Linked DNA regions of Homo sapiens: region 1 is linked to region 2. A link is an interaction called in ENCODE POLR2A ChIA-PET data of the cell type or tissue named here. Cell type or tissue: PC-9. All regions are shown on one strand. Each heading gives the region's core, and the rest is flanking DNA. Links, peaks and the distances in the headings are about the cores only. Region 1 has its middle 5.1 kb from the start of NEDD4. Region 2 has its middle 61 kb from the start of NEDD4.

What was found. ChIA-PET counts read pairs that join two places held together with the same protein. Peaks named below come from ENCODE experiments on the same cell type or tissue, not always from the same donor. Only the 100,000 strongest peaks of a DNase experiment are listed, where the experiment ranks them.
Region 1: POLR2A ChIA-PET joins it to region 2 with 10 read pairs; 6 of 35 experiments call an interaction of 5 or more read pairs at or near these places.

What each region holds. Positions count from the first base shown.
Region 1 is chr15:55,997,224-56,000,147 of GRCh38, forward strand. No RefSeq gene overlaps it. Among named protein-coding and RNA genes, the nearest start is that of NEDD4, 5.1 kb to the left of the region's middle. In PC-9, for the core only: no CTCF peak of the experiment used is centred there; DNase peaks (open chromatin) are centred at 1,418 and 2,638; H3K27ac peaks cover 1,579 bases.
Region 2 is chr15:56,053,571-56,056,494 of GRCh38, forward strand. No RefSeq gene overlaps it. Among named protein-coding and RNA genes, the nearest start is that of NEDD4, 61 kb to the left of the region's middle. In PC-9, for the core only: no CTCF peak of the experiment used is centred there; no DNase peak of the experiment used is centred there.

The sequences.
Region 1 (2,924 bases), core at 143-2,642, 56 kb before region 2:
ATGGGAAATTAGTTACTTGTAGAGACAAGTGATCCAATAAGTGAATATATGAATGATAATGAGAACCACATTAGTCACTGTTGAAGAAGTTACAAGAATGGAAAGAGAAAACTTGAATGAGTCTTGTGTTGTTATAATGAAATTGGTGGTGTTGATATGAACTCAAAAGTTTTTAACATATATATATAGTATATAAATAAATGTAGATGTAAACCTCTGCTGCATACACACACACACACACACACACACACACACACACACAAATATTTTCTACATTTGTATTCTAAGAGGGCCTGGGAACAATGACACCCCAAAAGCAATGAGCATATCTTGCATCCATATTTTAACTTTTTACTAAAAGAAACCAGGGCTCCTTGGAAAAATGGCTGATTCCAGGACTAGGACAAGGCAAATAAAAGTTGAGCCTGAAACATCTTGTTATCCCAGAAAATAATGAAAGTAATGATGGAGACAGAATAAAAGGACACAGGAACCAACCTGAAAAAAGCTCCCACTGGCCAAAGATGGCCTAACTTGAGCACTAAAATAAATTATGATAGCAACAGATTATAATCCAATGAATAATTCTGGTACCATGTGTTCATTACAGATATAAATTATAATAAATGAGTACATTCAAAGTTCAATGAAAAATGAGATTTTTACAGGGTTCAACATATATTTCCAGAAAGTACTTAGTTACATAGATTAAAAGGCTGAAATATACCACCTTAATCAAATGATCAAAGTGAACATTTGATAAACCAAAATCTTGCAACCCATTGCTTTTCCTCCATAACTTGGATCTAATCATGAGAAAACAAATCCAATTTAAGGAACGTACTACAAAATATCTGCCCTGTAATCTTCAAAAGTGTCAAGGACATAGAAGTCAAGAAAGTTGGAGGAACTGTTCCAGACTGACAGATTAAAGACCCTGTATTATGGTTCCCTAGAGAAACAGAACCAATAGGATGCAGATATATAAAGAGATTTGTTATGGCTGGGCACGGTGGCTTACGCCTATAATCCCAGGTTTGGAGTGCAGTGGTGCTATCTTGGCTCACTGTAACCTCTGCCTCCTGGGTTCAGGTGATTCTCTTGCCTCAGTCTCCTGAGTAGCTGGGATTACTGGTATGTGCCACCATGCCTGGCTAATTTTTCTATTTTTAGTAGAGATAGCGTTTCACCATGTTGGCTAGGCTGGTTTTGAACACCTGGCCTCAAGTGATCTGCCTGCCTTGGCCTCCTAAAGTGCTGGGATTACAGGCATGTGCCATCATACCCAGTGTCAACATATTTTTTTCTACCAGGAGTTTCAAAGCTCTATTTTAAAACTTATAAGCTGAGCATTGACTTATCTTTCTCTTTTCATTTCTGTAGTAACAGTTCTAGCCTGAGGGCAGTAATCAGAAAACCTCACTGCTGTCTGACTGGAGCCAGAGGAAGGGCGGCAGGATATTCCAGGAATATAAGTAGTTATCAACAATAAAATTTCACAATACCTTGCTATAGCTTCCACACCCTTATCTCTTACCTAAGCTTCAGACCTGTATTTCCCACTAACTGTCTCTTTCTTGGTATCATGAAAAAAGTCTCAAACTAAATAGATCCCAAAATGAACTCATTATAATCCTGTATTCTGTGTCTCTGGAAATAGCATTATTGTCTATCTAGTTGCAAAGGCTAGAGACTTCTGAGTATTCTAAAATTCATACCCCCTGCCCATTCCTACAACTTCTTCCTATCACCAGTTTGTTATACAATTGAAATTCTTTCCTCTTCTACCTAAGATTTTTTTTCTCTTCTTATTGGTATCCATGGCTAATGTCGGTACACCCATCATTGTCTGGTAATTGGCTCAGACTGGTAGCTTTTTGTCTTTTTTTGTTTCACCCTATATCTTCTGAGACAAATGTTTGCATGCAGTAATTTTTTTTGAGACACACTCCCAAGCAGTAGTGTGCTGGACTCAACTCATACTGGCATCCAAGGTACAATTGTGTACACCTCTATCCAACTGCAGATTTGGTGATGTCATGTTGGTAGCTTGAAATTATGGTGTATTTATATCACAGAAATAGGCAAACACTACAAACCAAGATCATTTTATTTTCCTGGAGAGGCAGTTATTAAACATTTATCGGAACGCGACTGAGCCTAGGAAACATGAGTGAGGGACTGAAAAGAGTAAAACAAGGAATGGCATAAGACCCATGCAGTGATTTTGTAAATTTTTTAGTTTCCTTTACATGATTAACCTGATTTGGGCTCGATATCACTAAGGACCCTTCAGGAGTCATATAGAATGTACCTCAGAATTGTTCTACCAAGAAGGGAGTATTTATTCGTTAGTTTCCATTCCCTATTGGACAGGGGTTATTTCATAGGATGTTAATATTTGCAGATTTCCTTGTGTATAGAATGGCTGAATTGGCTCCTACAGGTATGTCCAACAGCAGTGGCAGTGAGGCACAGGGGCAGAAAGTGAAATATACATTAAACAACTAAAATGAGTTGCTGTCTGGTTACATCTCTACATCTTTGGTTGCTGCAGCAAGGACTGGAGTAAAGGTTAGTTGAGAGGGTATGAGTCAGAGTGCAAGAGGAATCTAATACATGTGCAGATCTGCCCCACACTTAGTCCATTCTGCCGTAGGGTCTTTGAGGTGTGTCCAGTATTTACCTCTCCAAAAGACTTGATAGACAAGGGTTTCTAGGATAAGCTGCAGCATCTACTGTGTAACTGGTCTCAGGGTCATAAATGATATGCATTATCTCTCTCCTATACCACCCACTCTCAATTTTCCCATTCTTGGCCAGTACTTCAGCAAATTTAGGTTATTGCCTGGTGGGGACTCAGATTTTCCTCCCCAAGAGGTATGATTTGTCAGTTGTGTTTAACTTATTGGGTCATGGTTCTA
Region 2 (2,924 bases), core at 161-2,660:
AGGGATCTAGGTTGCATGCTCCTTATGAGAACCTAATTAATGACTGATGATCTGAGGTGGAACAGTTTCATTTTGAAACTCCATCACCACCCGCAAATGGTGGAAAAATTATCTTCTAAAAAACCAGTCTCTAGTGCCAAAAAGATTGGGGACTGCAGCTCTAGATGATAAAAGGTGAGAAACACAATCATCACAAGGTTCCTTTAAATAGGTAAGTTTACTTTTTATATCAAGTGTAGACATGGATTTGTCACTACTGATTTCCTTTTTTTTTTTTTTTTTTTTTTTGAGACGGAGTCTCACTCTGTCACCCAGGCTGGAGTGCAGTGGCGCAATCTCGGCTCACTGCAACCTCTGCCTCCCAGGTTTAAGTGATTCTCCTGCCTCAGCCTCCCAAGTAGCTGGGATTACAGGTGTGCACCACCACACATGGCTAATTTTGTATTTTTAGTAGAGACAGGGTTTCACCATGTTGGTCAGGCTGGTCTCAAACTCCTGACCTCAAGTGATCCACCCTCCTCGGCCTCCCAAAGTGCTGGGATTACAGATGTGAGCCACTGCGCCTGGCCTACCACCACTTATTTCTGACTCATGACTAAAGGTAGATATTCTCAGACTCTTCTAGTTCAGCAAACTTATATTTGTGGAATTCATGAACTAAAGGATTCTCTACAATATCTGGTTCTTAGTAGAATTCGAGCTATTAATCACTCAAGGTTAATTCCAGAGAAGTTAAGTCTAATTGTAAAAAATGTACATTTTTACAGCAGTGTTTACAGTAGGATTGGCAGTAGCTGGGGGCCTGCCCAGGAATCTAGGGGTCTTACCTGACTGATCTTCATGCATTTGCAGCTTTCGTATTCCAATTCCTCCTTACTCTCCATTTCCCAGGTTTAACAGGATTTCAGGGGAAAACAGTTCTTACCAGCAATGGTGTCTACCCTGGTTAGTTGGAGACCTAGCTTTAGCAATGGTATTTTTTTTTTTTTTTTTTTTTTTTGAGACGGAATCTCCCTCTGTCCCCCAGGTTGGAGTGCAGTGGCGCGATCTCGGCTCACTGCAAGCTCTGCCTCATGGGTTCACGCCATTCTCCTGCCTCAGCCTCCCGAGTAGCTGGGACTACAGGTGCTCGCCACCACGCCCGGCTAATTTTTTTGTATTTTTAGTAGAGACGGGGTTTCACCGTGTTAGCCAGGATGGTCTCGATCCCCTGACCTTGTGATCCATCCGCCTCAGCCTCCCAAAGTGCTGGGATTACAGGCGTGAGCCACCGTGCCCAGCCAAACATTGGTATTTTTTTTAAAACTGGCTTCCTAAAAAAAGAAAAAGAAAAATTAAGGTAGTTTTGACATTCAGGCTGAAATAAAATGATGATACAGTGCTGTCATGAGCTGAATTTTTAAATGTCATGTATTATGTAGACCAGCTATCCCCAACCTTTTTGGCATCAGGGACCAGTTTTGTGGAAGACAATTTTTCCATGAACAGGGATGGGGGTAAGGGGTGCGAGGGGTGGAGGTTGGAGGAGGGGTGGTAGTGGTGAATGATTTGGGATAAAACTGTTCTACCTCAGATCATCAGGCATTACTTAGATTTTCATGAGGAGCGCGCAACCTAGATCCCTCGCATGTGCAGTTCACAGTAGGGTTCACGGTCCTATGAAAATCTGATGCCTCGGCTGATCCTCACAGGAGGCGGAGCTCGGGCAGGTAATACTCGGTTGCCCGCTGTTCACCTCCTGCTGTGTGGCCAGGTCCCTAACAGGCCACTGACTAGTACTGGTCCACAACCCAGGAGTTGGGGACCCCTGATGCAGACAATCATTCTAGTTTTGTTCTGTGTAGCTCTTATATTCTTAAGCAAAAAATGTCTGGCATTAACTACAATTATTGTGGTACAGTTTGCCCATGGGTGATAGATTGAAAAACATGGCCACCATATTTTGCAGTTCTTCTCATCAACAGGTAGAGAAACTACTCAGTTTTCTACTAGTTCTCCATCTCTTGAACCTGGGTTGACCATTTGACTTGCTTTGACCAATAGAATGTGGTAGAAGTGACAATGTACAAGTTCTAGACACTCAGCTTCATGGTGCTTAAGGGCCCCTAAGGTCACTATGTAAGGAAACTGGTCTAGTCTACTGAAGACAAGACAGCATGGGGGAGAGAACCAAGATGCTACAGCTGATAGCTGGTGCCAACTCCCAGCCCTGTGAGTGAAGCTGTTTGGATCTTCCAGCCCAGCTTAATGCAGCCAACTAAGTGAGCCCAGGCAAGCCCAGCAGAAGAACTGTCCAGCTAACCGTCGAGCATGGGAAGTAAGATATTAGTCAAAGCTAAGCCATGGGGCCAGCCCAAATTCAAGGGAAAGGGAGATGGCCTGTATCCTTTGATATGTGGAACTCAACAGAATTTGCAGTAATTTCCATCCGTCATAGTATCTATGTTTATTTATCTATTGCTTTGTAACTAGCTATCCCAAAGTTTAGTGATTTAAAACAACCACCACCTATCTATCCACAATTCTGCAATTTGTGTTTGCTGGACTTAGGACAGTTCACTGCCTGCAGCTGGGAATTCAAGATAGTTTTACACATATGTCTGGTGTCTCACTGTGATGCCTGGGACATCTGGGGCTTGGCATCTTTCTCTCTGCACGTGCTCTATCCATCTGGGTAGCTGAACCTGTTTCCATGGTGGCTTGGGGTCTCCAAGAGGGCAAACGTGGAAGCTGCCTGGTCTTTTAAGGCCTAGACCCAGAATCTGCACAGTGTCACTTCTGCTGCATTCTGTTTGTCAAAACAAGTCACAAAGCCAGCCCAGATTCAAGAGGAGAGGAAATCAATTTCATGTGACAATGAGGGAGATAGAAAAGATTTTATGCTCATCTTTAATCTACCATAGTTTATTCTTTGGCCATTGATT